2 separate regions of the Homo sapiens genome follow, and region 2 is linked to region 1. Evidence: read pairs that join two places in POLR2A ChIA-PET (ENCODE). Cell type or tissue: GM12878. All regions are shown on one strand. Links, peaks and the distances in the headings refer to the core of each region. The heading gives the core; the rest is flanking DNA.

What was found. ChIA-PET counts read pairs that join two places held together with the same protein. Peaks named below come from ENCODE experiments on the same cell type or tissue, not always from the same donor. Only the 100,000 strongest peaks of a DNase experiment are listed, where the experiment ranks them.
Region 2: POLR2A ChIA-PET joins it to region 1 with 10 read pairs; 7 of 35 experiments call an interaction of 5 or more read pairs at or near these places.

The regions. Positions count from the first base shown.
Region 1 is chr12:53,687,594-53,704,075 of GRCh38, reverse strand. No RefSeq gene overlaps it. Among named protein-coding and RNA genes, the nearest start is that of ATP5MC2, 20 kb to the right of the region's middle. RefSeq lists an enhancer at 1,997-2,291. In GM12878, for the core only: no CTCF peak of the experiment used is centred there; a DNase peak (open chromatin) is centred at 7,645; H3K4me3 peaks cover 554 bases; H3K27me3 peaks cover 1,641 bases.
Region 2 is chr12:53,609,249-53,625,730 of GRCh38, reverse strand. The region is part of intron 1 of ATF7-NPFF (ATF7-NPFF readthrough); the gene reads left to right. The region is part of intron 1 of ATF7 (activating transcription factor 7); the gene reads left to right. Among named protein-coding and RNA genes, the nearest start is that of ATF7, 8.9 kb to the left of the region's middle. In GM12878, for the core only: no CTCF peak of the experiment used is centred there; no DNase peak of the experiment used is centred there; H3K4me3 peaks cover 2,065 bases; H3K27ac peaks cover 1,118 bases.

The sequences.
Region 1 (16,482 bases), core at 3,101-11,100:
GAAGTAGGGAAAGAACCAGGAAAGCCCGGTTCATATGTATGGGCTCACAGAACCTCAAAACCAAAAATGCTCTTAGAGATATATTTCCAGTTACTCATTCAGTAAAGAAATTCCCTGGACCACATCTCTCGTTGGTAGTCATCCAACCTCTGCTTAAACATCTCCAGGGGCCATTCATTGGTTCACTTAATAAGAACAAGGCACTGTGGGAGCCACAAAGAAGGGCTGACACAGATCTTGCTGTTAAGGAGCTTATATATTAGCAAAAAGACAATACAGAGAAATAACCGTAATATAAGGTAAAAGCGATATGTGTCAAATGAGATGCCATGACAGAGAACTAACAACCTTGCAAGTTATTTCATGCTCAAAAAAGGGTAGCTCTAATATTAAAATTCCTCCCAAATCTCAGACCTCAGTTTTCCCTTGCATTTCATGGAACATGGAACAAGATCCTTCCATACTAGGTCATGGGTCATCCTTAAGGAGGACCTGCAATAGCCTTAAAACTCCAGGAGGGAGGCAGGGCGCAATGGCTTACACCTGTAATCCCAGCACTTTGGGAGGCCAAGGCAGGTGGGTCACTTGAGGTCAGGAGTTCGAGACCAGCCTAGGCAACATGGTGAAACCCCATCTCTACCACAGATATAAAAATTAGCCAGGCATGGTGGTGCATGTCTGTAGTCCCAGCTACTTAGGAGGCTTGAGGCAGGAGGATCACTTAAAACCTGGAAGGTCGAGGCTGCAGTGAGCCCTGATCATGCCACTGCACTCTAGCCTGAAAGAGACTCTGTCTTAAAACAAACAAAAACAACTCCAGGAGGAGGGTGTGGAAATGGACATGGAACAGGTGTGGAGAGAACTGGGACTGGCTGCAAGATCCTCCAGCCTCTTCTGTACCACCAAATGATTTCTGGGAGTCCCTAAATGACAGCCTCAGCCTCTACCTACTACCAGCAACTCCTGTCCCCCTAGAAAGCCATGCACATCCCTACTCCCAGGATTTATCCTAATGGTTTTGTCTGTGCTTTTCTCTCCCTCTTCTCCCCATCCCTATCACCTTTTCATCATCTTTTATCAGTATCTCTACAATTTTCTTTGTATCTGTCTCCGCTTCAGTCTGTGCCTCTCATCATTTTGATTTTTTGTTTCTATTATTCTTGGAGTCTTTCTGCTTCTATCTCTGACTCTCTTTCTCTTACTCTCACCATCCTTGATTTCTTGATAGGTTTCCATTTTTCTGTCTCTGGCCTCGTTTTCTCCCCAGCTGCCGCAAAGCCATAAACCTAGCTGGCCCTGCAGCAGGCAGCCGCCAATCAGTGGGCTCCAGGAGTTGAGGGGAGGGGGTCAACAGAGAGATGGGGGGATGGAAAAGCTGAGGCACTGTTGCTATAGCAGGGGAGAGACGAGGTGCAGAAAAGAGATGTCCCTCCCAAAAGGCAGACACAGCTACCTCCACAGACAGTGTCTGGACTCCTTTCCTACAGATAGCAAATGACTGGCCCCCACTTACTGTTGTGAGGCAGGGTACCTGGATCCCTCCCCTGTATTACCCAAACCATGATTTCTCCTCTGAAACCCCTGGCCACAGATCACTAGAGATTTGCCTCCTCCTGCATTCTTAGGCCCTCCCAAGATGAGGGAGCTACAGGGCCTTGAGGGTCCGAAGATCCTGAGACAGATGCTTACATGGACGTTGAGACAGGAAAGAATGGTCAAGACAGGTACAGTGGCAGATGCTGAGATGAGTTGGAGGAAGCACTGAGAGGAGGGAGAGTCCTCCCCAGCCAAGGCTGATCCAGAAGCTTGGGTGTTCCAGGCTTCTTAGCTCCCTGGCCATTCCTGAAGCAGAACTGGCTGCCAGAATCCCTGATCTCTGGTCTAGGTTGGGGTTCAGCAGCTTAGGGTGTTACTTACTGGGCTACTACTACCCAGCTTGTCGTAAGAAACCTACTGGCTCTGTGGGGATAGGAGGAGATAGGAGGGAAAGGCGGGGAAGGCAAGGGATTAATGTAAGATTTTAGAAGAACACAGGAAGAGGAACATTTCCATCCTGTTGGGCCAGGAGACAAACCCAGAAAGTGGTAATTCCTGGTGTGCCGGCGACCCCTGCTGGCTGCACACACCACCGCCTGGGAGATGGGAAGGTGTAGCCAGCCTGTGTGAGTCCAAATGCGTGTTGGATGTGACACTGCACACAACAATGACGGTGCCCATGATTACGTGTGGGCACTCCTGGGTGAAGGCAGTAATGTGACTGAACACAGAAGCCCCAAAGGTCAGGTTCAGAACTTCTGGCTCCCCTCTGGGACTCTGGGTGTCTAGGAAGGATCATTGAGCCCAGCATGTCTCCTGACCAGTGTCACATCAGTAGCAGCATAGATCCACTCAGTGAGGCACTGCTGAGGTCAAAGTAAATGTAACCAGTCCAGGTGTAGGGGAAAGAGTGCAGACTTTGGAATTACACTTACCTGGGTTGAAATCTTGATCCTGTGATTACTAACTGTATGACCTAGAGCAAGTTCCTGAACTTCTTTGAGCCCAATTTCCTCATCTGTAAGAGCATAATAATACCTATCTTAGAGGGTTATTGTGAGTGTTTAGCACAGTGCCTAGCAATAATAAGCATTTAATAGATGCTAATTTTCTGCCTCCCTCTTCCTTTATCAACCTCCCACCCTCAAGGTCAGGCAGGGATTTCAAAAGGCAAATAAACTGGGGATAATGTTGACAATGATGATGGTGGTGGTTTATATTTACACCACTCATGCAAATCATTTTAAACATATTTTTAACACACGGCTTTTTTCCTTTTTATTAGCCAAGCACATCATGATCATGTTTTATTGGGATGGAAATATCCTGATGTTATGGCAGGTATCTAGAAAGATGGCCTTATGAAGTGATAACAAGGCATGACAAATCTTTCTTTCTTGTGATACATTTTCATTACTCAGGTTAATCAGGAATTACCCATTAGAACAAGGGTTTAAGATAAGTACATGACAGTCATCTGTGGAGATCAAAATCTCCTGATTTTCCCAATGGGTATCTAATTGTTATTGCTAATGTAGAGGGACAATTAATGCTTAGATTGAACTGGTATTCAAACATTAGAATAACTCAAGGAGATATGACAGGTAGTTAGAAATAGTATATTCTGAAATTTAAAAGAAAACAGATTTCAATTGCACCAAAGAATATTTTAATCCCTGCAGCTGTCCATCGATAGGGGCAGACTGCTTATTAAGAGCTCCATTTTAGCAGGAGTACTGAAGCTGAAGCTGGCTGGCTCCCCAGCAGGCTGACTGTGAAAGAGATTCAGGCTGCAGAGGGAGATTGGATAAGAGGCCTTCTGAGCTTCCTCCACAAACACACTCAAGTGCATGATGAATACTTAGCTCGGTAGAAGTGTCGCTCCAAACGGCATTACTGCCATACCCATAGTAACTGTTTGTCACCATGAGTCGGGGTAAGGGCGTAGTAATAATAACAATGGTGTTCTTTTCCTCTCTGAGATTTTGTTCTCCCAAAAGAGAGGAAAGAGTCCAGAATCATTCCCCCACTAACCATCCCCACGTTTTTCTTGATTTTGTCTGATTCATCTTTGTCTTGGCTTCATAGTATCCATCTTCAAGTATTTTAAAGAAAACCTTACTTAAGGAAAGAGCTTTTTTTATCCTTTAGTTTCCTGCCTATAGGAGGTGGGCAGGCAATGAGGATGGGAAGAGGGAACAAACATTTGCTGAGTTCCTATTAAGTGTAGACTTTGTAATTTTTGCATTTGATTAAGAGAGGTGTGTATGTGCTTTCATGCAAGTAAGTGTATGTATGTATATGTATTCCTGCAAGTGTATGTATATATTGTTTTGTATCTGTGGATGTAAATGTGGATGAATCTGAAGGAATTCTCTGCTGTTCAAGCCTCTCTGAACAAGGGTCTGGGGTCTTGGTGTCTAGCTTAGTACAGGGAAATCTGTATGCAGCTCCTCTGAGGATTTCAATATCTTCTGTGTGTACAGACTACCCGGGAGTTAGTTCTTCTGGCTCCAGGATCTTTGTGCAGGATCCCAGGTTTGTCTGTCCCCATCCTGCACACAAGTGTGTTGACATATCAAGACTCCTCCACCTCCTTGCTTTCCTGTGTGCATCACAGTGTGTGCAGATCCATTTGTCCAACCAGCCCCACGTGAAGCCATGTGTGTCCAGCAGTCCCTCCTCCCAAGGAGGACTCTGTGAAGAGTCCTTGGCACCCTCCCCTCCTGGCCACCCCCACTCCCCACTTTCCATGCCAGGAGAGATCTAATTACACAGAAATTAGTACAGAAAAGGATCGTTTCCTTTTATTGCATCAGTACCGGGGCAGCTATAAATCTGGAGCCACCGCTGCAGCCGCCTCTGGGCACTGTGCAGGCTATGGGGGGCTCTCACCTCCACACCTTCCTTTTCTCCTGGGCCTCTACCCCTGCCCAGGACCTGAGAACTCTATTAGGTACCCATCTCAGTAGGGGAAGTGGAGAAAGGGGAGGGTGGGGTCAATCAAAAGAAGACACATAGTAGATGCTTAATAAATGTTCACTAAATGATTAGGGAGAGGTAGATCCCAGCAATGATAGTAACTACCCGACTACCTAGACCCAATCACCACGAGATAAATATTTCTAGTAAAATTTCTCTCAAAATTCTTAAGCTCTTACCAGACAGACTTCCTCACTTTCTTATGAACCCAGATGAATTATATGGAGCTATTAGTCATCCTGGCTTCTACTTTAGAGACCCTGAACTCCTTCTCAGGCAGCTTCAGGTGATGAAGACAGTCCAGGTTCAGATCTTGATTCTTCTGTTTACCACCTAATTGTCCTTGGGTATCTCCCAACCTGAGCTTTGGTTTCTTCTTCTGTGAAATGGAGGACATGAAACCTACCTCTCAGGTTGTTGTGAGGCATCAATGGGAAAGCACAATTAGTCGGGTGTGGTGGCATGCACCTGTGGATGCAGCTGCTCCAGGGACTGAGGCAGGAGGATTGCTTAAGCCCAGGAGGTCAAGGCTGCAGTGAGCCCTGATCCAGCCTGGGCAACAGAGTGAGACTCTATCTCAAATAAAATAAAATAAAATAAAATAAAATAAAATAAAATAAAATAAAATAAAATAAAATAAAATAAAATAAAATGGGAAAGCAGTAGACCAACAGGAAGGGGGTCCACTAATTTTTATTATCACTCTTAATGTCTTCCTAGCTACCACTTCCACTTCACCACCTTTACTTCTGCCTCCTCTTCCCCATCACCCTTTAACCTAGCCTATATGCCAACCAACCCCCACTCAAATAGGGGGCAATAAGATATGCAGGCAGGCTGTGCCCAACCTGGAATGAATGTTTCTATATGTTAGTGTCTTATCAGAAGACAGAGATGAGGCCAGGTGCGGTGGCTCATGCCTGTAATCCCAGCACTGTGGGAGGTCAAGGTGGGTGGATCACTTGAGGTCGGGAGTTCCAGACCAGCCTGGTCAACATGGTGAAACTCCGTCTCTACTAAAAATACACACATGGTGAAACCCCATCTCTACTAAAAATACACACACACACACACACACACACACACACACACACACATTAGTCGGGCATGGCGGCATGCATCTGTAATCCCAGCTACTCCAGGGGCTGAGGCAGGAGAATCGCTTGAACCTGGGAGACGGAGGTTGCAGTGAGCCGAGATTGCGCCACTGCACTCCAGACTGGGCGACAGAGCGAGACTCCATCTCAAAAAAAAAGAAGGAGGAGGAGGAGAAGAGGAAGAAGAAGAAGGAGAAGAAGAAGAAGATGAGGAGGAGGAGGAGGAAGAAGAAGAAGGAGAAGAAGAAGAAGAAGAAGAAGAAGAAGAAGAAGAAGAAGAAGAAGAAGAAGAAGAAGAAGAAGAAGAAGGAAGAAGAACAAGAACAAGAACAAGAACAAGAAGAACAAGAAGAACAAGAAGAAGAACAAGAAGAAGACAACAGAGATGAGGACAGGGGACTCCAACCATCCTCGGGCATCTGGAGGCAGTGTTTTACACATAGCCAACTGTCTCTAAGCTCATTCCTTGGCAGTAACTATTTTGATCTCCATTATTTGCATGGAGGGTGTAAATTAGCTCCTTGGAGTACTGGAGGGTCTGGTTGTAAATGACTGTGTAGAAAGAGTCCAGGATTTAGGGAATTAGGAGGGAGCAGGAGCTGGGGAATCAGGGTGGAGACTGGAGGCTTGAACTTATCCCGGAGCAAGGTCAAAGGGCCCTTTAGGGGATCGCAGAGACAGAAACCAAATGTCCGGGCTCCCAACTTCCTGCCAACCCAGTTTTCCAAACCCAAGGATTTGGGGTCTCCTCCCTCTTGCCCTCTCCTACACTGATGTCTCCAGCCCAAGGCACTCAGCCAGGAATTCTTGAATTTACTCCTATGTGGATAACCCTGAAGAGCTCTCAGTGTAGGTCAGCAAGTGAAGAGCCAGAGAAAGGAAGGGGTGTAACCCCCCACCACCCCACTGTGCTCAGATCTCCAAGCACCATTTGGGCAGGACCCCCTGCTCCCACACTTCAAGGGCAGGAGGAGCCGCAGAAGGAAGCTGAGGCCCTACGTCTGTTTCCAGCCTCTCACCCCCGATCTGCGTCTCAGGGAGGGTGAGGATTTGGCGTGAAGGGCACAGCGGCGTGGGGGGCGCGGATCTCTGGCCCCCATCTCCCCCCATCCCCAGCCCCGACTCAGGCTGCAGTCTCTCCTCGTTGTAGCAGCGCGAGAGCAAAGGGACGGGCAGTAAAGATGAGTGATGGCGCGGAGACAAGCAGAAATACACCATCATGAAAATGCTAATGACTCCTTGCTCTCTTTCTTTATGGTTGGAGTAATACAGACTTCAATCATAAAAACAATCTCCCAACATTTTAATGGGCTCCATCATGCCCGCACTTGTCGGTATATTTGAAGAATAAATCACCCTCCCCGCTCGGAATGAATTCGCTGTCAAACTCGGCTCCCTCGGAGAAAATGGATGGGGAGAGAGGATGGAGGGTTTTTTTGGGGGGGGGGTCCTCTCCCCCTCTAACTCCCTCCTAAACTGGATTGTTTTGCGAGATGCCTGGATCTTGAAATGGAGGAGGGTCGGTAGGGAATTGAGGAAGCTGAGCCAGAAGGGAGGGTTTTGGCAAACCCGGGGCGGGACGGAGGAACTTCACACGGAGAGAAGCTGCCCCTTAGGTGGACGTGGAAGAAAGGGGCTAGAACACTGGCGGCATTGGAGGGAAGGGGCAAAATCTTGACCTTGAACCTAGAGAATGCAAAGAAGATACAGAAAGCATGCAAATCCGCATTATTTCAGGTTATTTGGTCGGACTTCTTTCAGACTAGGCCTTAGGCAGGGCGCAGAGGGAAAAGGCAATATTCAAGAGATCTCCTTTGAGGAAGAGAAGGCAGGACAACAAGCAAGCCCAGGAGTTTCGGCTCCGACCTTGCAGGTTTCAGCGCACTAAGCCACAGGTCGGTACGGCTGAGAAGGGCCTGAGAGTCCCGGGTAATTCTTATTTCCATACAGGTGGCCGTCAGCCAATGAAAACTTGGGATAAGCATACTGCGAGTAGCCAATCCCAGTTAAGGATGAGCCGAACTGACAGGTTTAATTGCATCTTGATTGGTTGTGATGTTGCTAGGCAGAAATCGGGTCCTGGAGATTGATGCGGACAAGAGGGAAGAGACAGATGAATAGAAAAATATCTGGAAACCTAGAGTCCTGGATTGACATGTTTCTTCCTGAGCTCCTTCATTCTCAAAGGATTGATGGGGTCAGAGGAATGACTCTCCCTTTTCTCCTTCTCTTGAGTGGGACAGAGCCCAATAGTTATATGTGTTCCCCCAAAAGCCTTCCAAGAAGTCTGGCTATTTCGAGGGACTTCTAGTCCGAAAGCCCCCCGGGGGCGGGGAGGGTGGGTATTTCAACCTCACCCCAGGTCTTCCAGAAGACTATCTTCAAGCCTTCTGGCTGTAGTTTAAGACCAATTTTCTCTAACATGCTCAGGAAATAGAGAAATCTTGCTCCACACCCGTCCTTCATTCATATCGCATGACTCAAGGAGCAAGAGATTTCCCTACCTCCTGGCCTCTCCACCCAAGGGTGCCCTCCAGATCCAGCGAGGGGTCAAAATCCCAGACCCAAAGGTCTGTGTAGTGGCGTTCCCAAACTCGCTCATTCTGAGCCTTCGTTTGCACCTAATTTGCAGAGAGCATGTCCTCCCCTCCTAACCCCCAACCCCGACCAAACCCACCTGTCTCCCTGCAGCCCCAGCCCCTCTCCCGCCACCCGGCATCTGCGGTTCCTCTTCCTCTGCCCAACTCGCCCCACATCCGACCCCTCTGTGCAGCCCGCCCGCCCCCGCCCCAGCGCGCCCTCGCCTGCAGCCCCCTGCTGGAGACAGGGCCCGGAGCCTCCCGCGACTCCTGAGTCGGAGCCTCCCGCGACTCCTGAGTCACAGCCTCCCGGGAGGCCGCAGGGGCCGGTGTGGGCAGAGGCGGGGCCCGCCGCGGGAGCTGCGAGCTCGCGGTTCTGAGCTAGACCGTCCGCGAACAATATGCCACCATTTAAATCTGAACACGCGCCAGCCGCCGATGTGATGTTAATTCGGAGATGATTTAGGGGGGTGGTACGAAGTGGGGGGCTGGCCGCCTCTCTGTCAAAGTGCTGTCCGGGACCTTAATATTTGTAATTGAAGCTGATGAGGACTCCGTCTCTGTTTCCGCTGATAAAAAAAAAAAAAAAGGCAGGGAGGGAAAAAGAGCAACTAAATTATGGGGTAGGCAGAAAAACATGATTAATCAAAGGTTTGAACTGTCGCCGTGTTCGAGGCCCAGTAAATCTCGTCCGGCCGGGCCCTGCGGAGGCCGAAGGATAAATCTGAGCCGCCCAGTGTTTGCCGCCCCTTTCTGTTTGCCTCTGGGTTCGTACGTCAATTAATTCAATAATTGGATTTGAAGAGATGTCAGGAGATTATAGAAGGAGAGCCGGGAGGAGTGAGTGTGGAGGAAGGGGTCTGCGAGAGCCAGCGGGGTCAGGTGATGGAGGGACACGGAGAGCCGGGCCTGCCCAGGGAGCGCTTCATCCAGCTTGCCTTGGCTTGGGGTTTGCGAGGAGGAGATGCTGGGAAAGGTGGCTGACCTGTGCCTTATTCTCAGCGACGGTTCCCAACCCACCTCTCCAGGCACCGCTCTCATGGAGAAGCTTTCCCAAATTCTCCTCTCTCAATTCTGCCGACTCCTTTCCCAGTTCCGCTCTCCTTTTGAAGCTGATGAATGTCTCTGCGTGATTTCATTCGCAAGTGTTTATATGTTGGTTTGTGAAGAAGTGCATTGTTCCCTCTGGTTCACCCCATCTGACCTGGAGTTTTCCCCACATAGACTGAGGGTTCCCAGAAAGGCAAGGACCAAGACTTCTCTTGGAATCCCCATCCGCAAAGGTCAGAACAGGACTTTTTTTCCTCACCCCCCAACTTCCCCTCCCACTCACACTTAGAATTCTAACCTACAGTCAAAGCTACCTTCTGCTTAAGGAAAATACCTTTACAAAAACATGACATACACACACACACTGACCCCAAACATTTGGTCCCCTCAGCTGCAGCCTGACATAGAAGTAGATGCTTCAGAATTTCGGCCCTTCAGCAACCTCGGGTGAATCCACCAAAAGGATGGACCCATCTCCTAAAAGGGAAGTGATCTTGATTTGCTATTTGGGAGCATGGCAAGGTTAGGGGAGAGATGAAGTCTGCCTGCCACTGTGTGTGTGTGTGTGACAGACAGAAAGGGGTTAGTGGGGAGAGAGAGAGAGATGGTGGGTTTCCCTCCCTGGTCTCTATAGAATTTTATGCAGGAATGGAGAAAGTTAAAAAAAAAAAAAAAAAGCCTACAGGAGAACCATGTAAATGATTCTGAAAAATGACAAGATGAAATTGGAAGCCAGGGAAGGTGATGAGGGCAGAGAAAAAAATGACGTCCTGCCAGGCTGCCTGGTGGTAAAGAAGCCCTACAGAAGGACACCAGCAGGCACCTCAGTGGAGGCTGCAGCCAGTCTGCCCTAGGCGGAAATTCTGAAGCATCTACTTCTATGTCAGGCTGCAGCTGAGGGCCTGGGGACCAGCGGTTTGGGATCAGTGTGCATGTGTATGTAATATATTTGTATTTTCCTTATATATATGGTGAGAACAAAATACACAGCTACCCTAGACACACAGGCAAGGGAAACTAAAGAGGGAGAGCTGAGTCAAATAACAACATGAGGAGTATAGCAAACCAATTTTTATTTAAGCACAACAATTTTATTTTTAAATTTCATTTTTTTGAAATGGAGTCTCGCTCTGTCACCCAGGCTGGAGTGCAGTCCCGCAGTCCTGCAATCTCGGCTCACTGCAATCTCCACCTCCCGAGTTCAAGTGATTCTCCTGCTTCCACCTCCCGAGTAGCTGGGATTACAGGCGCCTGCCGCCACACCTGGCTAATTTTTGTATTTTTAGTAGAGACGGGGTTTCGCCATTTTGGCCAGGCTTGTCTCGAACTCCTGACTTCAAGTGATCCACCTGTCTCGGCCTCCCCAAGTGCTGGGACTACAGGCATGAGCCACCATGCCTGGCCTAAGCACAAGTTTAAAACACTGACTGAAGCCAGCCAGACATGCTCACTTGTTCAGATAATTATCATTCTGGCCAGGCATGGTGGCTCACACCTATAATCCCAGCACTTTGGGAGACCGAGACAGGCAGATCAAAAGGTCAGGAGGCCGAGACCAGCCTGGCCAACATGGTGAAACCCTGTCCCTACTAAAAATACAAAAATTAGCTGGGCGTGGTGGCACGCACCTGTAGTCCCAGCTACTTGGGAGACTAAGGCAGGAGAATCGCTTGAACCCAGGAGGCAGAGGTTGCAGTGAGCTGAGATTGTGCCTTTGCACTCCAGCCTGGGTGACAGGGCGAGACTCCGTCTAAAAAATAAATAAATAAAATTATCATCCTTTGTCTCCATATGCGGGAGGCAAAATTCCATCTATGAAAGGACAAAGTGGAAGATTTAAGCAGCTTTGGTTTCTATGTGGAGGCTCCTCAAAGAAGTCAGCCTTTGCCTGCTCTTTCTTGTTACTTGGTCTCAGTCTGTTAATGGTATTGATCCAACTATCCAGTCAAAAACGAATTGGGGACTGGGCACAGTGGCTCACAGCTGTAATCCCAGTACTTTGGGAAGACAAGGCAGGAGGATCACTTGAGGCCAGGTGTTCAAGACCAGCCTGGACAACATAGCAAAATCCTGTCACTATAAAACAAAATAATTAGCTGGGCATGATGGCACACAACTTTAGTTCCAGCTGCTTGGAAGGCTAAGGTGGAAGGATCACTTGAGCCCAGTAGGTCAAGGCTATAATGAGTCATGATCGTGCCACTGTACTCCAGCCTAGGCAACAGAAAGAGACCTATAGAGGAGATGATACAGGGAGAGCTGGGAACAGTGCCTGTGGAGGAAGGGGTCTGTGGATAGCAGACACCTCAAAATAAAAATAATTAAAAAAATAAAGGCCAGGCACAGTGGCTCACATTTATAATCCCAGCACTTTGGGAGGCCAAATCCAGAGGATGGCTTGAAGCCATGAGTTTGAGACCAGCCTGGACAACACAGTGAGACCCCCATCTCTAGTAGTTCTAGCTACTAGAGGGCTGACGCAGAAGGATCACTTGAGCCTAGGAATTCAAGGTTGCGGTGATCTATGATTGTGCCACTACACTCCAGCCTGGGCAACAGAGTGAGACCATGTCTCTGAAAAAAACAAAATGGACCCACCCCCTTCCTTTTAGTCATAGCCTGGTTTTGGTTATATGCTCTGTGAATGAACTCTTGATAGCAAGCATTCTGTATACTGGGAAATGTTCTCATTTAAACCTAGAAATTGTGCCGATATACCTTTACAACCATGAAAGTATATATATAAACCTAGAAATGGTTTCTATTTCTATTACAGTGGCTCCTGCCTATAATTCCAGCACTTTTGGAAGCTAAGGCAGGAGGATCACTTAAGCCTAGGAGTTCGAGACAAGCCTGGACAATATAACAAGACCCTGTCTCTACTAAAATAAAAAATTAGCCATGCATGGTTGTTGTATTAGTCCATTTTCACACTGCTGTAAAGAAGTACTTGAGACTGGGTAATTTATAAACAGAAGAGGTTTATTTGACTCACAGTTCTGCACAGCTGGGGAGGCCTCAGGAAACTTACAATCATGGTGGAAGGTGAAGAGGAAGCAAGGCATGTCTTACAGGGCAGCAGGAGATAGAGAGAGTGAAGAAAGCCACACACTTTTTTTTTTTTTTGAGACAGAGTCTTGCTCTGTCGCCTAGGCTGGAGTGCAGTGGCGTGATCTCAGCTCACTGCAAGCTCTGCCTCCCAGGTTCACGCCATTCTCCTGCCTCAGCCTCCTGAGTAGCTGGGACTACAGGTGCCAGCCACCAAGCCCGGCTAATTTTTTGTATTTTTTAGTAGAGACTGGGTTTCACCATGTTAGCCAGGATGGTCTCGATCTCCTGACCTTGTGATCCACCCACCTCGGCCTCCCAAAGTGCTAGGATTACAGGCGTGAGCCACCATGCCCGGCCAGAAAGCCACACACTTTTAAACCACCAGATCTTTTGAGAACTCATTATCACAAGAACAGCATGGGAGAAACTGCCCCCATAATCCAATCAACTCCCACCAGGTCCCTCCATGGGGATTACAATTCGAGATGAAATTTGGGTGGGGGCACAGAGCCAAACCATATCAGTGGTGCATGCCTGTATTCCTAGCTATTTGGGAAGATGAGGTGGGAGGATGGCTTGAGCTCAGGAGGTGGAGGCTGCAGTGAGTTATGATGGCACCACTGCACTCCAGCCTAGGCAACAGAGCGAGATCCTGTCTCTATAATAATAATAATAATAATTAATAAACCTAGGAATTGAGGAACGGTGTCACAGGAAGAAATTAGCATCAGGGGTCCTTCTTCCGCAGCTCTCTCTACACTCCCCCATCAGCCAAGCCTTTCGTGAAGCCATCAAAGTCTTCACACTTAATCTCTCAAAAAAGGACATCTGGCCAGGCACAGTGGCTCATGCCTGTAATCCCAATACTTTGGGAGGCCGAAGTGGGCAGATCACTTGAGGTCAGAAGTTCAAGACCAGCCTGGCCAACATGGTGAAACCCCTTCTCCACTAAATATATAAAAATTAGCCAGGCATGGTGGTATATGCCTGTAGTCCCAGCTACTCAGCAGGCTGAGGCAGAAGAATCACTTGAACCTGGGAGGTGAAGGTTGCAGTGAGCCGAGATCGCACCAGTGCACTCCAGGCTGGGCGACAGAGCAAGACTCCATCTCAAAGAAAAAGGACACCCATCTTGTAAATGGTAATACTACAGGCTGCCCCTGATACCACAGGGAGATGAAAGATGAGATTCTTCTGCAGTATAATTGTTCATGTAAAAAAAAAAAAAAAAAGAAAGAAAGAAAAAAGTAAAAGAAAAGAGAAAAGAAAGACGAGATTTAAAGGATCATCACCACCAGATTTAGGCAGCTGAGGCTGGTGGAAAGAGCACTGGCCTTGAATTCAGAATAATTAACCTTAGGTCTGGGGCTGTCCCTGTGTGATCAGAAGGGGCTGAAGACTTGAGAGCTGAAATGACTTCTGCGGCTCACTCAGTGAGTGAATGGCAGGGCCACCTCAAAAACTCAATTCTCCACTCTCCCAGTTTCTTTTATAGACAGCACAGTATGGAATCAGACTTCCTGGGTTCAAATATAGCTTCTCCTACTTACTAGCTGTGACTTAGTTCCCTCTTCTGTAAAGTAGGGATGATAATAGTTTCCACTTCACGGAGTTGGGATTTAGATAGTTAATGTAAAGAAATCAGGCCGGGCTCAGTGGCTCACGCCTGTAATCCCAGCACTTTGGGAGGCCAAGGCAGGCAGATCACCTGAGGTCAGGAGTTTGAGACCAGCCTGGCCAACGTGGTGAAACCCCGTCTCTACTAAAAATACAAAAATTAGCCAGGCGTGGTAGTGCGCACCTGTAATCCCAGCTCCTCAGGAGGCTGAGGCAGGAGAATCACTTGAACCCGGGAGGCAGAGGTTGCAGTGAGCTGAGATGGCACCACTGCACTCTAGCCTGGGCAACAGAGTGAGACTCCATCAGAAAGGAAGGAAGGAAGGAAGGAAGGAAGGAAGGAAGGAAGGAAGGAAGGAAGGAAGGAAGGAATCAGCACAATGTCTAACACACAATAAGTGTTCAATTATAGCTGTTTTTATTATGATGATGAACATAGTTCTCATAATCGACCAACCTGAATGACACAATTGGCAAAAGGTATTCATCACACCTGTAAAATCCCTAAGGAAAGGAGTTAGCACTGCCTTGAAAAGACAGTAGACTCTGCTTTGGTGACTCTAAAGAACACTTCTCCTCTCAAATCATTCTTACACCATTAAGACAGCTAGATCTAGGTTCTTACAGGAGAGGTACACCTGGAACAGCCGTATCAGTAGCTTGTTATTCAGTTGTCTCATTAATTAATTTCCATTCATTGAATGCCTATTGGAAAAGCAGCATGATTTGTCAATCCATCAAACCTGTAGTGAAGTACCATTATGTGCTCAATACTTTTATAGGCAGTTATCAAACCATGAGTCCATTACATTATTAGCTACTCCAGGGATATATATAGAATTTTTTAAACTTTTAATTTAAATTATTTTTAAAATAGAGACAGGGTTTTACTATGTTGTCCAGGTTGGTCTCAAACTCCTGGGCTCAAGTGATCTTCCCACCTTGGCCTCCCAAAGTGCTAGGATTACAGGTATGAGGCACCATGCCCTGCCTCATTAAAACCTGTTCAGGCACAGTTCAGGCACATAATTTTTTTTTAATATAATAGAGACAGGATCCTGCTACGTTGTGCACGCTGGTCTCAAACTCCTGGCCTCAAGTGATCCTCTTGCCTCAGCCTCCCAAAGTGCTAGGATTACAGGCATGAGCCGCCACGCCTGGCTGCACATGAGAACTTAATACATGTATGTTGAATGAATACACAGAAACCATGGGAAATTTTAGAGAATAAGAATTACAGTTCCTGCCCTTGATAAGCTAAAATTCTAGTTGGGGAGGCAAGACTTGCACACATGTAAGAGAAACAGAACAAGACAAGACAATGAACATACTAAGACATAAGTAAGTTCTAGATGACATAGACTGTGAAGAGCTCAAGGTAAGGGTGGAGGGCAGCAGGCAAGAATGCTAACATGGAAGAAGTGGGCCTAAAATAAAGAGTAGAATTTGGGGTTGGGTGGCCAGGCATGGTGACTCACACCTGTAATCCCAGCACTTTGGGAGGCCGAGGCTGGTGGATCATCTGAGGTCAGGAGTTCGAGACCAGCTTGGCCAATATGGCGAAACCCCATCTCTACTAAAAATACAAAAATTAGCCGGACGTTGTGGTATGCGCCTGTAATCCCAGCTACTAGGGAGGCTGAGGCAGGAAAATTGCTTGAACCCAGAGGTGGAGGTTGCAGTGAGCAAAGATGGTACCACTGCACTCCAGCCTGGGCAACAGAGCAAGACTTCGTCTCAAAACAACAACAACAACAACAACAACAACAAGAATAGAATATGGAATGACTGAGGAGGGAGAAGACATCCAGCTGCAAGCTGGACAAGAGTGACAGCATGTGGTAAGAATCTATACATGTTCAGGGACAGTGACTAAACCAACTTAATGAGAGTTTCAGTGTCTGTGTTTAAAAGACAGAATACAGGCTGGACACAGTGGCTCATTCCTGTAATCCCAACACTTTGGGAGGCCACGGCAGGCTGATCGTTTGAGCCCAGGAGTTCAAAACCAGCCTGGGCAACACGGGGAAACCTTGTCTCTATAAAAAAATTTAAAAATTAGCCAGGCATGATGGTGCAGCTATTTGGGAGGCTGAGGTGGGAGGATCACTTGAGCCCAGGTGGCAAAGGTTGCAGTGAGCTGAGATCGTGTCACTACACTCCAGCCAGCATGACAGAGTGAGACCCTGTCTTAACATAAATAAATAAGGGCCGGGCACAGTGGCTCACACCTGTAATTCCAGCACTTTGGGAGGCCGAGGCAGGTGGATCACCTGAGATCAGGAGTTCAAGACGAGCCTAACCAATATGGTGAAACCCCATGTCTACTAAAAATACAAACATTAGCCAGGCATGGTGGCGTGCATCTGTACTCCCAGCTACTTGGGAGACTAAGACAGGAGAATTGCTTGAACCCGGGAGACAGAGATTGCAGTGAGCCAAGATCGCGCCACTGCACTTCAGCCTGGGTAACAGAGCGAGACTCCAACTCAAAAATAAATAAATGAATAAATTAATTAATTTAATTAAATTAAAGGCAGAATACATATGTGTTTGCAACCATGTGTTTC
Region 2 (16,482 bases), core at 3,355-11,354, 79 kb after region 1:
ATGAGAACAAAGATCTTGATCTGGTGACACAACACCCCGTTGGGTTTGGCAGAAAAGATAGATGGGGTGGATTATTGGAAATGAGGGTCATGGCATTTTGATTGAATTAATTAAAAGAACATCAGGGACATGATATCAGAGAGAAAGTATGGATTTGGAGAAAATTAAGTGAATTAATTTAAGAGGACAGTATGGGTGAGCTGAGTCGCCATAAGGCATGGCTTCTGGAAGGATATGAGCCTTGAGAGCGATAAGAGGTGTTTGGGAAGGAGATGGCTGATATACACATGTCTTTAGCCTAGGTATCAGGTGGTTGGGATATTGATTTAGGGCTTCTGGTGGATATGGCACCCAGACTGGTGACCAGCCTCCAAGATGCTGGGATGGGGGTTGAGAAGGAGAAAAATAGAACGCTTTCATCGCTTCTCTGATTTTCCTTCTCCCTCTCTTCTATTACCCAAACTCTTCCCAGACACCAGGATGTGGTCTTGGGACTTAAGCAGTCCAAGTTGGAGCCCCATAGGGACTTAATATGTTGCTCTGAATTGCTTGTTATGTTCTCTGACTGGGGTGTTTACAACCCAGGGCACCTCCTACCCAGATTCCCGCGTTGCTACTTTCCTAACTTTAAAAGTTTGTTTTCTGCTTAACAGAGGGTGTTTTAGTATCTCTGAGGGTCATGTCATATTAAGTACAGGTGTGTAGGGGGTGTGCAGAGTTTTCTCAGCAAGCTCACATGAGTCCTGTGTTTAAAAATTTTGCAGTAGTGTAATTCTTGTAGCGATATCAGTCTTTATGGGCATTCTAAGCAGAAATATACTAAAATGAAGTTTGTTTTGTTAAATGTGGCTTCCCCAGTCATTCTCGAAGAGTTGTCGAATGGGTGGTTGCAGTTTGTTTTAGTTAACTTACATAATGTGTTTTTAAATAGTGTAAATAAAATAGACATGTTATTTCAGGAAAGTGAAAAATGTTCAGTTTTTTCCTTTGTGTCCAGACTCAGAAACTAAAGCTATGTCATAATATCTTAGGCCAAGGGCTGGGGAAATCAAACACAATTTGTACTTACACATGGAAGTTGTAAGGTAAGTGGAGGCTCTTGCGAAATGTAACATGTCTGTAAGAAAAGAAGCTAAAGAAAAGTTTGCAAGCTCTGCTAAGTAGTCTTACCAGTTCTTAATTCTGTACAGAAAAGGGACAGGGCTTTGCCCTTTGTTTGATAGTTGTGTATCATTTAATAACGAATTGGACTAATATAGCCAATTAATAACTTCTTTGCTCTTGCGTAGATTTTGCTTTTACATTCCTTCTCTTCTCCTTTTACTTTTGAGAAGGGAAATAATGTCTGAAATATCAGTAAAGCTATTACATGAAGAGAAACCAGAGTACGTAGTTGTATTAACCTTTGGTTTTCTGCAATCAGCTGAAGCCTTTCTCCCTGGCCAAGAAGTTGCCCCTATAGCACATTGAGACCAATTCATTGCTGACCCGTTAGCATTAACTACTGAGCTGGGTTCTAGTATTTCACAGTAAGTGCATTGCTATTGGACATTCAGAACATTTCCAGTTTGCCTGGCAGCAGTACAGAAAATTACCCAGTGAGAGAGCAGAGTCCCTTGTTTTGGTCTTCTGCCCTAGAATTGGTGATTGCTTTGACTAGGGCACTATTAAACCCAAGATTTTTTTTTTCTCACTAGTGCTACCATCTAGCAGAAAGCTAGAGTGATAACACTGCTCATCTTTCAACTTGTGGATCAAAGTTTACACCCTGTGGTAGTTTCAGTGTTGTAATTTTTAAACACGTTTGTTTACCACGGTTTTAAAATGTTAATAGCTCTACTTACTGTATCTTGTTCTCTTTCCTTTCCTCATTTCCAACCCAAAATGAAAATTGTTTTTTCAACCAACTCTTAAACTACTTCTTTGCCTGGAGTAAAGTCACTGGCTCTGTCTGAACACAGCTGCTCTGAAGTTCTCAGAAGTTATTGTTTTGTGCATGTCAAGACCGAGTTTTTCCTAGGCTACAGTGGGAGGGAGTTAGTGTTACAGCAGCCTCCTATCCACGTCTGATAAGGAGGAGCCTTCTCCTTGCAAGGAAGTTTTAGGTGGAACAGATAGAACTCCACGTAAATGTCTAATAAAGCTAGCTCTTTTCTTGAGACTAGTTAGCATACTGGTATATAATTGTCCCTTATCCCTTAATAAAAGTACTAAAGTTAAGGTACAGGTGTTTCTTTGAGAAAAACAAATGCAGCATTCATTTAAAAGGAAAAAGCATTCATTTCTTTTGTTGTTGGTTTCTCAGAAAATGGTCCTACGATTTTGGAGTTCATGAAAAAGTCTTCTGTCTCTTTAAAAATATGTCAAAGAAAATAATTTTTAAGCTTCTCTGACATTTACTCATTTTGACATGTTGCCTTCCCCTAAGGTTTTTTTAGGAGGGATCAAATAAATTTATGATATGTGAAAACACATCAGAGTTGGTATGATGTGTTAAAAGACGGTTGGTCTTTTGACTTTTGAATACTCTAAGGAGAAAGTCTCCACTTCACAGATACCCTGTTCCATTATTGGAGCTTTACTTTTAGAACATTTTTTACATTGTGCTGAAGCTCTTTAGCTCTGTTATCTGAAGCCACAATAAATAAATCTAGTTCCTTGTTAACATGGTAGTCTTCAAGTATTTCATGACACTTATCGCTTTCATTCTTTTAGAGACAGGGTCTCGCTATGTTGCCCAGGCTAGAGTGCAAGTGACGTGATCACAGATCATTGTAACCTCGAACTCCTAGGCTAAAGTTATCTTCTAGTCCTAGCTTCCTGAGTAACTAGGACTCTTGGCCTCAAGCAGTCCTCCCAGCCTCCAAGTAGCTGGGACCACAGGCGCATGCCAACATGCCTGGCTAATTTTTAAATTTTTTGTAGAGATTGGGTCTCCCTGCATTGCCCAGGCTCTTCTGGAATTCCTAGGCTCAAGCCATCTCCCCACCTTGGTCTCTCAAAGTGCTGGGATTACAGGAGGCATCTCTTCTGGGGTAAATACCCCAAGTTCTTTAAGCTATTTTTTTTTTTTTTTTTGAGACGCAATTTCGCACTTTTGCCCTGGCTGGAGTGCAGAGTCTCGCGCTTTTGCCCTGGCTGGAGTGCAGTGGCACAATCTCAGCTCACTGCAAGCCCCGCCTCCCAGGTTCACGCCATTCTCCTGCCTCAACCTCCCGAGTAGCTGGGACTAGCAGGCGCCCGCCACCATGCCTGACTAATTTTTTGTATTTTTAGTAGAGACGGAGTTTCACCGTGTTAGCCAGGATGGTCTCAATATCCTGACCACGTGATCTGCCCTCCTCGGCCTCTCAAAGTGCTGGGATTACAGGTGTGAGCCACCACGCCCGGCCAGCTATTTCTATTATTATTATTATTATTATTATTTTTGAGATGGAGTCTTGCTGTGTTTCCCAGACTGGAGTGCAGTGGTGCGATCTCAGCTCACTACAACCTCCAACTTCCGGTTTCAAGCGATTCTTGTCCCTTAGCCTCCTGAGTAGCTGGGAGTACAGGTGCCCGCCATCCATGCCTAGCTAATTTTTGTATTTTTAGTAGAGACGGGGTTTCACCATTTTGGCCAGGCTGGTCTTGAACTCTTGACCTCAAGTGATCCGCCTACCTCGGCCTCCCAAAGTGCTGGAATTACAGGCATGAGCCACTGAGCCCAGCCCGTACGATTTCTTAAGTGACATTTTAAATAAAAGATCAGGCTCTTCATCAAGTTAGTTACCTGAGTGGTTTATGGTTCCTCATCTAGGTCTGAACATCTCAGATATAATCTAATAAATACAAACTACGGGGGGAATCACAACTTCTATTTTATTGCACTCTATGCCTCTGTTTTTAAAGCCTAAGATCACATTAGTTTGTGTAGTTGATTTTTTTTTTTTTTTTTTTTTTGAGACAGAGTCTTGCTCTGTCACCCAGGCTGGAATACAGTGGCTCGATCTTGTTTCACTGCAACCTCCGCCTCCCGGGTTCAAGCGATTCTCCTGCCTCAGCCACCAGAGTAGTTGGGATTACAGGCCTGCACCACCACACCCAACTAATTTTTTTTTTTTGTATTTTTAGAAGAGACGGGGTTTCACCATGTTGGCTAGGCTGGTCCCGAACTCCTGACTTTAAGTGATCCACCCACCTTGAACTCCCAAAGTGCTAGGATTACAGGCGTGAGCCACCGCGCCGGCCATGTAGTTGATTTTTTGACAACTTTACATTTATCCCTGTAATTATCATTTTGTTAATTTGGTTTGTTGTTTTAGCTTGATAATGTCATTTCACCTCTTGACCATTTCTCATATGTTTGTATTATTGATAAATTTGATAAACATGATACCTGTGTTTTTGTTTTAGGTCACTGGTAAACATGTATAAGGGTAGAACAATGCTATACAACATGAGTAGACTATCATTATGTTAACATTAACCTGTTAGTCAACTTTTGGATAAAATTCAGTTGTGAATCCCACCTGCCATTTTATATAATCTAACCTTTATTTTCTATGAAATAGCAAGAGGTATCTTGTTGAAATCCAAATGCAGTATATTCTGCCTCTGACATCTCTGAACTCCTAGGCTAGTGACCCTGTCAAAAAAGAAAATGAAGTTGCATATTAGTTGCTGTTTGGGTATCTTATGCTACTGTTTATAGATCACTGCATAACTTGCCAGTGGTTCATAAGTGATCTGTTTAATAATTCATTTAGAATCTTTCTGAGAAATAATATTTCACTAGTCTACGATTTCTGTACTCGACCTCCCTTGCCCCACATTTTAAAAAATTATAATTTTCCCATTTCCAAGACTTCTAGTCCTGTTTTTTTTTCATTTTCAAATAATTATAGAAAATTAACCATATTTCTTCATAGTTGCAGGGATTTTTTGTTGTTATTTTGTTACTGTCTTTTGGTTGTGGTTTTTTTCTTTTTCTTTTTTTTTTTGAGACGAAGTCTCGCTGTGTTCCCCAGGCTAGAGTGCAGTGGCAGGCTTACTGCAACCTCTGCCGCCCAGGTTCAAGCAATTCTCAGGCCTTAGCTTCCCAAGTAGCTGGGATTACAGGCATGTGCCACCACACCTGGCTAATTTTTGTATTTTTTTTTTTTTTTTTTTTTTTGAGACGGAGTCTCGCTCTGTCGCCCAGGCTGGAGTGCAGTGGCGGGATCTCGGCTCACTGCAAGCTCCGCCTCCCGGGTTCACGCCATTCTCCTGCCTCAGCCTCCCAAGTAGCTGGGACTACAGGCGCCCGCCACTACGCCCGGCTAATTTTTTGTATTTTTAGTAGAGACGGGGTTTCACCGTTTTAGCCAGGATGGTCTCGATCTCCTGACCTCGTGATCCGCCCGCCTCGGCCTCCCAAAGTGCTGGGATTACAGGCGTGAGCCACCGCGCCCGGCCTAATTTTTGTATTTTTTTAGTAGATATGGGTTTTCATCATGTTGGCCAGGCTGGTCTTGAACTCCTGACCTCAAGTGATCCACCTACCTCGGCCTCCCAAAGTGCTAGGATTACAGGCGTGAGCCACCGTGCTCGGCCATGGTTTTTTTTTGAGACAGGGTCTTACTCTGTTGCCCAGACTGGAGTACAGTGGCACAATCATGGCTCATACTGCAGCTTCAGTCTCCCAGGCTCAAGCCATCCTCCTACCTCAGCCTCCTGAGTAGCTGAGACTAAAGGCTCATGCCACCATGCCTGGCTAATTTTGTTTATTTTTTGTAGAGGTCTCATCATGTTTCCCAGGCTGGTCTCGAACTGCTGGGCTCAAACAGTCCTCCTGCCTTAGCCTCCCAAAGTGCTGAGATTACACGCATGAGCTACTGTGCCTGGCCAGATTTTTTGACATTAGATGAAATTCTGTTTCGGAAACTTTTTTTTTTTTCTGAGGCAGGGTCTCCCTCTGTCTCCCAGGCTGGAGTGCAATGGCGCCATCTTGGCTCACTGCAGTCTCTGCCTCCTGGGCTCAAGTGATTATCCTGCCTCCGCCTCCTGAGTAGCTAGGACTACAGATGTGCGCCACCGTGCCCATCTAATTTTTGTATTTTTTGTAGAGACAGAGTTTCCCATGTTGCCTAGGCTGGTCTTGAATTCCTAAGTTCAGGTGATCTGCCTGCTTTGGCCTCCCAAAGTGCTGGAATTACAGGCTGGGCCCCCATGCCCAGCTTGTTTTGGAAACTCTTCTTTTTTTTTTCTTTTTTTTTTTTTTTTTGACACGGAGTCTCGCTCTGTCTCCCAGGATGCAGTGCAGTGGTGTAATCTCAGCTCACTGCAACTTCTGCCTCCTGGGTTCAAGGAGTTCTCCCCCTCAGCCTCCCAAGTAGCTGGGACTGCAGGCACATGCCACCACGCCTGGCTAATTTTTGTATTTTTAGTAGAGACGTGGTTTCACCATGTTGCAGGCTGGTCTCAAACTCCTGGCCTCAGTTGATGCGCCCACCTGGGCCTCCCAAAGTGCTGGGCTTACAGTGTGAGCCACCTGCCCTTGGAAACTCTTTTAGGAAAAAAACTTTATTCCCTGGACATTTCAACTTAGAAATGAAAGAATTAAACTACTCTCTGAAAACAATTTTATGTAGTTTCCCTGTAATGTTGACATCTCCAATTTAGACCTAACTTTTCATTTTCTTCTTTTTTTTTTTTTTTGGAGACAGAGTCTTGCTATGTCAGCCAGGCTGGAGTGCAGTGGTGCAGTCTTGGCTCACTGCAACCTCTGCCTCCCAGGTTCAAGCAATTCTCATGCCTCAGCCTCCCAAGTAGCTGGGACTACAGGTGCCCACCACTGCGCCCGGCTAACTTTTTGTGTTTTAGTAGAGATGGGGTTTCACCATGTTGCTCAGGGTGGTCTCGAACGCCTGAGCTCAGGCAATCCACCTACCTCAGCGTCCCAAAGTGCTGGGATTACAGGCAAGAACCATCGCGTCCGACCCTAACTTTTCATTTTCTGTTTGGAATAAAAACCTATACCAACTATAAACACACACACACACACACAATTGCCATTTATAATTGTAGTTTATTGGCAAGGATGGTCTAAGTTTGCCAGGTCTAAGTGTTGTAGGTGAAGGGTGCTACAAATGAGATACAACTTCAGAAGACATCTCTAGGGACTAAAGACTTTACATTGGCAGGCAGCAACTTTTCCTGCTTGTTAATTTTAGACCTGACAGTTGAATTTATGTTTGAGCAATTTTAGCTGATAAATGCATTTTTTAAGTACCTTCCTCTTTTGGCATTTTAATTTTTACTTTCGTTTTTAAAAAATTGCAAATCGTGAATGAATGTGCATATTAAATTAGCATGCTACTAGGCAGGGAAACAATGCATTTTCTTTTGATACCTTCTCATCCATCTGATAGCATTAGTTATGAATTCTCCTGGAAAGCAGAAGGATGGACTCGATAACCCCTCAAGGTTCTTTTCAGGCCAGAACTTTCATAAATAGAAGTTAAGATCAAGGAACTTACTCTTGAAGAATCAGGAAGAAAAATAGACTGTAAAGAAAATAAAATTGAAATGTTTCTGTCGACCCAGTGGGAATGGATAAACACAAGTAAGGAACATAAATGACGAGAAATAATAACTCCTTTGAGCTAAAAACAAAACAAAAATCAACAACAACAAATATTTTGCATTGGAGTCATTTTATATCTTAAAAATATTTTATCATGACATTTTCTCTTCGACATTTCCCTTGTGGACACTTTGTGTTGAAAGAATGTTGGGTTTTGTTCCTGTTAAATCATAGTATTTTGTTTCCTTCCTTTCTCTTGTTTGTCCTTTTGTTTAAAAACTTTTTTTTTTTTTTTGGTCTTCTGTATAATGGACTGACTGCCTGTTTACAATGAGGCAAGATTCAATTCAATTTTGAAAGTATTTGCTATATCACTTCCTCGGAAATGAAGGATGAGTGTTACAATTCAGGAAAGGTTGTATGAAAAGATAAACTTGTATAAAAAGATAAGCTTTTAAAATTTTGTAGGCAAACATTTAACGAAGGTTCCCAACCAAAGCAAAGGTGAGTTAGTATAGTAGTCTTTTTTTTATTATTATTTAAAAAAATTTTTTTTGAGACATAGTCTTGCTCTGTCACCCAGGCTGGAGTGCAGTGGCACAATCTTGGCTCACTGCAGCCTCCGGCTTCTGATTACAAGCAATTCTTCTGCCTCAGCCTCCCGAGTAGCTGGGATTACAGTTGCCTGCCACTATGCTTGGCTAATTTTTGTATTTTTAGTAGAGACGGGGTTTCAACCATGTTGGCCAGGCTGCTCTCGCACCCGTGACCTCAAATGATCCACCCACCTTGACCTCCCCAAGTGCTGGGATTACAGGTGTGAGCCACTGTGCCTGGCCTAGTATAGTAGTTTTAAGAAGGACATAATACATAAGCATTGGTTGGGCACAGTAGTTCACACCTATAATCCTAGCACTTTGGGAGGCTTGGGCCCAGGAGTTCGAGACCAGCCTGGGCAACATGACAAAACCCTGTCTCTATAAAAAATACAAAAATTAGCTGAGTGTGGTGACATGCGTTTGTAGCGCCAGCTACTTGGGAGGCTGAAGCGGGAGGATTGCTTCAGCTCAGGAAGCAGAGTTTGCAGCCAGCCCAGGTTGCAGCACTGCACTCCAGCCTGGGCAACAAAGTGATACCCTGTCTCAAAGAAAGAAATAATACATAAGTTTACAGTAAAACTCATTACAAACCCTTGACTTCAGGTTGTTAGCTTTTTCTCACCTTTTTTTTTTTTTTTTTGGAGACAGAGTCGTTCTCTGTTGCCTAGGCTGGAGTACAGTGGCATGGTCTCGGCTCACTGCAATCTCCGCCTCCCAGGTTCAAGCAGTTCTCCTGCCTCAGCCTCCTGAGTAGCTGGGATTACAGGCACACGCTGCTACACCTGGCTAATTTTTTAGGTATCTTAGTAGAGATGGGGTTTCACTGTGTTGCCCAGGCTGGTCTCGAACTCCTGAGCTCAGGCAATCCACCCGCCTCAGCCTTCCAAAGTGCTGGGATTACAGGAATGAGCCACCGCACCCGGCCACGCCTTTTCTCATCTTTTGGCAATTTTAATCCTCAGTGTTCCCATACATTTGAAACCAGAATGTGCATAAAGTTTCTTTTTTTCTTTTCAATATTGTATCTCTTCTTAATAAATATCATGAAAGTCTATGAAAGTGTAGGTTGGGTGAGTTGGCCCACACATGTAATCCCAACACTTTGGGAGGCTGAGGTGGGCAGATTGCTTGAGCTTGGAGTTCGAGACCAGCCTGAGCAACACAGGGAGACCCCATCTCTACAAAAAATTTTAAAATTAGCTGGGCTTGGTGGTGCACGCCTTTAGTCCTAGCTACTTGGGAGGCCAACGCGGGAGGATTACTTGAGCCTGGGAGGCGGGGGTTTCAGTGAGCTGACATCACGCCACTGCACTCTAGCCTGGGTAACAGAGTGAGACCCTGGCTCAAAAAAACCCAAAAGTAAACTAACGGGAGCCAAGATTTAGCTTAGAAAGTCATTTCATGAGCTTGTGGCATGGACATCTGTGGTCACATGTTTTGCCACAGCCCCACCTTCTCACAAAACCCAGCTTGCTTCCTTTGAGTGGAATTCCTTACTGTTTTCTCCTGATCTGATAGATTGCTTCTTTTTGCTGTAGTAGACGAGGAATGTTTGTGTGCTAAACCGGTCAATTTTTGGGGAGGGCTTAAAATTACCATGCAGTAAGAAAAAAACATTTTGTCAGATTGAAAAATAGGGCACAACCATTCTTTTTGAAATAGGAATATGCCTGACTCATTATTATTATCATTATTTTTAGAGATGGGTCTGGGTTTGTCACCCAGGCTGGAATGCAGTGGCGTGATCATAACTCACTGGCAGCCTTGAACTCCTGAGCTCAAGTGATCCTCCAGTCCTCCTGCCTCAGCCTCCCAAGTAGCTGGGACTACAGACGCACACCCCCTCACTTCCGATCCAGCCAATCTTTAATTATTTTGCAGAGAAAGGATTTTGCTCTCTTGCCCAGGGATCTAAAACTCCTGGGCTCAAGGGATCCTTCTGCCTCAGCTTCCCAAAATGTTGGGATTACTGGTGTGAGCCATCGCATCCAGCCCCTAACTATATTATAAAATCAGGATGATTTGTTGAATGTGACGTAATTACTGTAAATGAATCATGTTGGTACCAAGTTTCTTGCCAGTAATATTTAAGTTTTATCAAACTTGAATAACACCTTGTTGGTTTTATTTAACATCATATTTCTGGTACCAACATGACTCCTGTAGCAGCATTTTCTTTTTTATTTTTCTTTTCTTTTTTTTGAGACAGAGTCTCGCTCTGTCACCCAGGCTGGAGTGCAGTGGCACGAGCTCGGCTCACTGCAAGCTTCGCCTCCCGGGTTCATGCCATTCTTCTGCCTCAGCCTCCCGAGTAGCTGGGACTACAGGCGCCCGCCACCATGCCTGGCCAATTTTTTTGTATTTTTAGTAGAGACGGGGTTTCACCATATTAGCCAGGATGGTCTCAATCTCCTGACCTTGTGATCCGCCCGCCTCGGTCTTCCAAAGTGTTGAGATTACAGGCGTGAGCCACCGCACCCAGCTCTTTTTTTTTTTCTTTTCTTTTGAGATGGCGTCTTGCCGTGTTGCCCAGGCTAGAGTGCAGTGGCATGATTTCTGCTTACCACAACCTCTGCCTCCTGGGTTCAAGTGATTCTCCTGCCTCAGCTTCCTGAGTAGCTGAGATTATAGGCATCTGCCACCATGCCTGGCTAATTTTGTATTTTTAGTAGAGACAGGGTTTCACCATGCTGGCCAAGCTGGTCTTGAACTCCGGACCTCAGGCGATCCGCCTGCCTTGGCCTCCCAAAGTGCTGGGATTACAGGCATGAGCCACCACGCCCAGCCAACACCATTTTCTTTAACTTATTTTTTGAAGTTTTGGTCAATAGTAGTTTGGTAATACTTTACACTTACATGTTTAGGACTGGTGAGAGTGAATTGGCGAGCATTGGAATAACCCCAAATAGATCACTGTTGAAAATATGTGGACAGACTTAGGAAATAAATATTTTTTCCTGAGAACTTCTAAGTGTCTCAGTGATTGTCATTGTGGGATAGTGCAGCTATTTCCTATCCAGAACCAATCTTATACTTTAATATTAAAGCCTGTCAGGTTTTTTGTTCTTTGCAGCCTGTTTAAGATTTTAAATTGGTCCTTTAAATTAAAAGGTAATTTTAAAAGATCAGTGTTTTGGGGTTGATTACTTTTGGCTTATTGTTTTGAGGATCATACTTTATCTGAAAATGGCAGAACAAACTAAAATTTTTTGTTTAGTTTTTGTTCAGCATCCTATTGGTTTCCAGGAGTTTTTCAACTTCTAAAATGCACACTGAGGCCAAACATAGATAAATACAATGTTCTCCAGTTATTTCTAACTTTGCTTCCTGCTGTCACTTTAGCAAGTTGTTGCTTCTTTGTTTTTGCTTTATTAACCTTTCTGGGGATAGCTCAAAATAGTCCTGGAATCCTCTGAAAGCCTAGAAAGCCTTAAAAAAAAACTTCAAGTAGTTGCCTGTATGAAGCTGCTTCCAGGTAGGTTCCTAAGCTTTGGCTATGTGTTGCCTAACTTATGATTCAGCCTAATTCTCACTCTCATCTGTTTTCAGTCATTTGCTGCAAAACTATTTGGTCTATTTAAGCTGGCTCCTTTCTTTGAAGCCAGTTTCTGCATGTCTGAGCTTGAAATCCAGAAATTAATTTCAGCCTTCTGTTTGATCAATCTAGGGCCCTCTACTGCTTGTGTATTTCTTAAAGCAGTGGATCTCAAACTTTTTGGTCTCGGAATTCACCCCATAATACTTTTAAAAATTATTGAGGGCCAGGCCTAGTGGCTCACACCTGTAATTCCAGCACTTTGGGGGGTTGAGGTGGGGGTGGGGGGATTGCTTGAGTCCAGGAGTTTGAGACTAGCCTGGGTAATATAGTGAGACCTTGTCTTTACAAAAATTTTAAAAATTACCCGAGCTTGTTGGTGCACTCCTGTAGTCCCAGCTACTCAGGAGGCTTAGGTAGGAGGATCACTTGAGCCAGGGAGACAGAGGTTGCAATGAGCTGAGATTGTGCCACTGCACTCCAGCTTGGGCAACAGAGTAAGACCCTGTCTCAGAAAAAATAAAATAAAATAATAATTGAGGACTCCAAAGAGCATTTGTTTATCTGGGTTATATCTGTTGATATTTAGCATATTAGCAATTATGAGATAAGTTTTTAAAATATTTATTAATTTACTTTAAAATAACAAACCCATTACATGTTAACATAAATAACTATTTTGTTTAAAAAGAATTTGGGGGAAGAACTTCAGATCTCTTTAATGTCTGGCTAACCAGAAAAAAGCTGGATTCTCATATCTGCTTCTGCATTCAATCTGTTAAGATATGTCATTTTAAGTATTTGAAGAAAATGATGTAATGGGAAAAGAAAGGATTATTTTCAGGTAATTGTATATAGTCTTCTTTGATACTACAGCAAAATCTGAAAAGTGATAGTTTCATAAAGGTTAGCTGTGGTATAGAATTTGAAACCACATCTGTGAACTTTTTAGTACTGCTATGTTAAAATGCATTGGCTCAGGATAAATAGCTATCATTGGGAAATTTTTTAAAAATGCATTGGCCTCACTTGCCTTTTTTTTTTCTTGAGACAGAGTCTCGCTCTGTCGTCCAGGCTGGAGTGCAGTGCTGTGAGGTTGGCTCACTGCAACCTCTGCCTCCCAGGTTCAAGCGATTTTTGTGCCTCAGCCTCCCGAGTAGCAGGGACTACAGGTGCGCGCTACCATGCCCAACTAATTTTTGTATTTTTAGTAGAGACAGGGTTTCACAGTGATGGCCAAGCTGGTCTCGAACTCCTGGCTGCAGGTGATCTGCCCACCTCAGCCTCCCAAAGTGCTGGGATTACAGGCGAGAGCTACTGCGCCCAGCCAGCCACCTTGCCCAGCCTAACTTACTGTTTAAATAGATCTTTTACTCATGAATGATTTAACCTTCATGAACCCCCTGAAAGATCTGTAGGGATCCCTGGAGCCCACTTTGAGAACTGTAGTCTTAGAGCACCAACCTTGAAAAATGCAGCTGTTGGGCAAGGTGGCTCACTCCTGTAATCCCAGCACTTTGGGAGGCTGAAGCGGGTGGATCACGAGGTCAGGAGATTGAGACCATTCTGGCCAATGTGGTGAAACCCCATGTCTACTAAAAATACAAAAATTAGCCGGGCGTGATGGCACACGCCTGTAGTCCCAGCTACTCAGGAGAATCGCTTGAACCCGGGAGGTGGAAGTTGCAGTGAGACGAGATCGAGCCACTGCACTCCAGCCTGGGTGACAGAGAAAGACTCCATCTTAAAAAAGAAAAGAAAAAGAAAAATGCAGCTGCCAGGCACGGTGGCTCATGCCTGTAATTCCAGCACTTTAGGAGGTCAAGGCAGGAGGATCACTTGAGGTCAGGAGTTCGAGACCAGCCTAGCCACTATGGTGAAACCCCGTCTCTACTAAAAATACAAAAATTAGCTGTGTGTGGTGGTGCGAGCCCGTAGCCCCAGGTGCTCGGGAGGCTGAGGTGGGAGAATCGCTGGAACCCAGGAGGTGGAGGTGGCAATGAGCTGAGATGGTGCCACTGCACTCCAGCCTGGGTGACAGAGCGAGACTCCTTCTCAAAAAATAAGAACAAAAATGCAGCTGTTTTCCTATAATTTTCACATATCACAACATATTCTTTCCGATTTTTTTTCAACCGTTGAAAAAATGTAAAAACTGGCTGAAAGTGGTGGCTCATGTCTGTAATACCAGCAGTTTAGGAGGCTGAGGTGGGCAGATCACTTGAGGCCAGGAGTTTGAGACCAGCCTGGCCAACACAGTGAAAACCTGTCTCTACTAAAAATTGAAAAACAATTAGCTGGTCATGGTGGCACATGCCTGTAATCTCAGCTATTCAGGAGGCTGAGGAATGAGAATTGCTTGAACCCAGGAGGCAGAGGTTGCAGTGAGCCAAGATCCCGTTACTGCACTCTAACCTGGGCAACAGAGTGAGACTCTGTCTCAAAAAGAAAAGAAAAGAAAAATGTAAAAACTACTCTTAGCTTGTGGGCCATATAAAAATAGGTGATAGGCTGAATTTTGCCCATGAGTTGAAGTTTGCTAACTCATCATATATACTATTACTGGATTAAGAATTTTGTTTGTTTGTTTGTTTGTTTTGCGATAGAGTCTCGCTCTGTCACCAGGCTGGAGTGCAGTGGCGTGATCTCGGCCCACTGCAACCTCCAACTCCCTGGTTTGAGCGATTCTCCTGCCTCAGCCTCCGGAGCACGTGCCACCATGCCCAGCTAATTTTTGTATTTTTGGTAGAGACGGGGTTTCACCATTTTGGCCAGGAGTGTCTCGATCTCCTGACCTCGTAATCTGCCCACCTTGGCCTCCCAAAATGCCGGGATTACAGGTGTGAGCCACCACACCCAGCCTGGATAATGAATTTTAAAATAATTACAATAAAACATGCTTAATGTTAAAAATGTGAATATTAGCTGGGTACAATGGCTCACCCTTGTAATCCCAGAACTTTGGGAGGCCAAGGCAGGAGGATCGCTTGAGCCCAGGAATTTTGAGACCAGCCTGGGCTACATGGCAAGACCCCCTGTCTCTACAAAAAAAAAAAATGAGCTGGGCATGGTGGTGTGCACCTATAGTCCCAGCTACTCAAGAGGCCGAGACAGGAGGATCACTTGAACTAGGAGGTCGAGGCTGTAGTGAACTGTGATCATGCCACTGTACTCCAGCCTGGGTGACAGCGAGACCTTGTCTCAAACAAACAAGAAAACTCACCATAAAAAACAAACTATGAGCATCACTTAATTTTCCTAAATAAAATGATACCCCAGAACATGTAGCCCCTCAAATTCATGTTTCGGGACATTTATTTATATAATAAGCATATGTAACATGTTTATATATAATAAGCATATATAACAGTACCTGTTACGCTCTGAAGTGTTGGTAAAACATGATTCAGTTGTAAGTAGACAACTTTTTAGAGGTTGTAAATAGATGTGGTGTCCATTCTTGTACCTTTTTTTTTTTTTTTTTTTGAGACAGAGTCTCACTCTATTGCCCAGGCTGGAGTGCAGTGGTGTGATCTCAGCTCACTGCAACCTCCGCCTTCTGGGTTCAAGTGATTCTCCCACCTCACCCTCCCAAGTAGCTGGGATTACAGGTGCCTGCCATGACACCCGGCTAATTTTTGTATTTTTAGTAGAGATAGGGTTTCACCATGTTAGCCAGACTGGTCTTCAACGTCTGGCCTGAAGGGATCCACCTGCCTCGTCGTCCCAAAGTGCTGGGATTACAGGTGTGAGCCACTGCACCTGGCCCATTTTTGTATCTCGTTTGGAATGTATGAGAACAGGTAACTAGGATCAGACTGACCTTAACCCCTTGACCTTTTTTGTCTATATATATTTTGTAACTCTCTGCCTCAGTTTTCCAGTCTGTTAGCAAGTGCTTTACAAAACACTAATATAAAACAATAAGGCTAAAATCCGGGCACGGTGGCTCACGCCTGTAATCCCAGCACTTTGGGAGGCCGAGGCGGGCGGATCACTTGAGGTCAGGAGTTCGAAACCAGCCTGGCTAACATGGTGAAACCCCGTCTCTACTAAAAATACAAAAATTAGCCGGGCGTGGTGGTGCGTGCCTATAGTCCCAGCTACTCAAGAGGCTGAGGCATGAGAATCTGTTGAACCCAGGAGGCAAAGGTTGCAGTAAGCCAAGATCACACCACTGCACTCCAGCCTGGGCGACAGAGCAAGACCCTGTCTAAAAAAAAAAAAAAGCATAACATTTAAAACAATAAGGCTAATTAGTTTAAGATTATAGTGGTACATATATGCTTTCAGCATATCCTTTTGGGACATTTGATTTAGTATTGAGATAATATATGCTAAACTATTATTATGCTAAATAATTCAATGGAAAATTAATCCAGAATTTATGAACTTTTTTTTTTTTTTTTAAGAGTCCCAGTCTATCACCCAGGCTGGAGTGCCGTGGTGTGATCATAGCTCACTACCACCTTGAACTCTTGGGCTCAAGGGATCCTCTCATCTCGGTCTCCCGAGCTCCCGAGTAGCTGGAACTACAGGCACACACCACTGTGCATGGCTAATTTTTTTTTTTTTTTTTTAAGAAACAGGGTCTCGTGGCCAGGCGGAGTGGCTCATGCCTATAATCCCAGCACTTTGGGAGGCTGAGGCGGGCAGATCACCTGAGGTCGGGAGTTGGAGACCAGTCTGACCAACATGGAGAAACCCCGTCTCTACTAAAAATACAAAATTAGCTGCATGTGGTGGCGCATGCCTGTAATCCCAGCTACTTGGGAGGCTGAGGCAGGAGAATCGCTTGAACC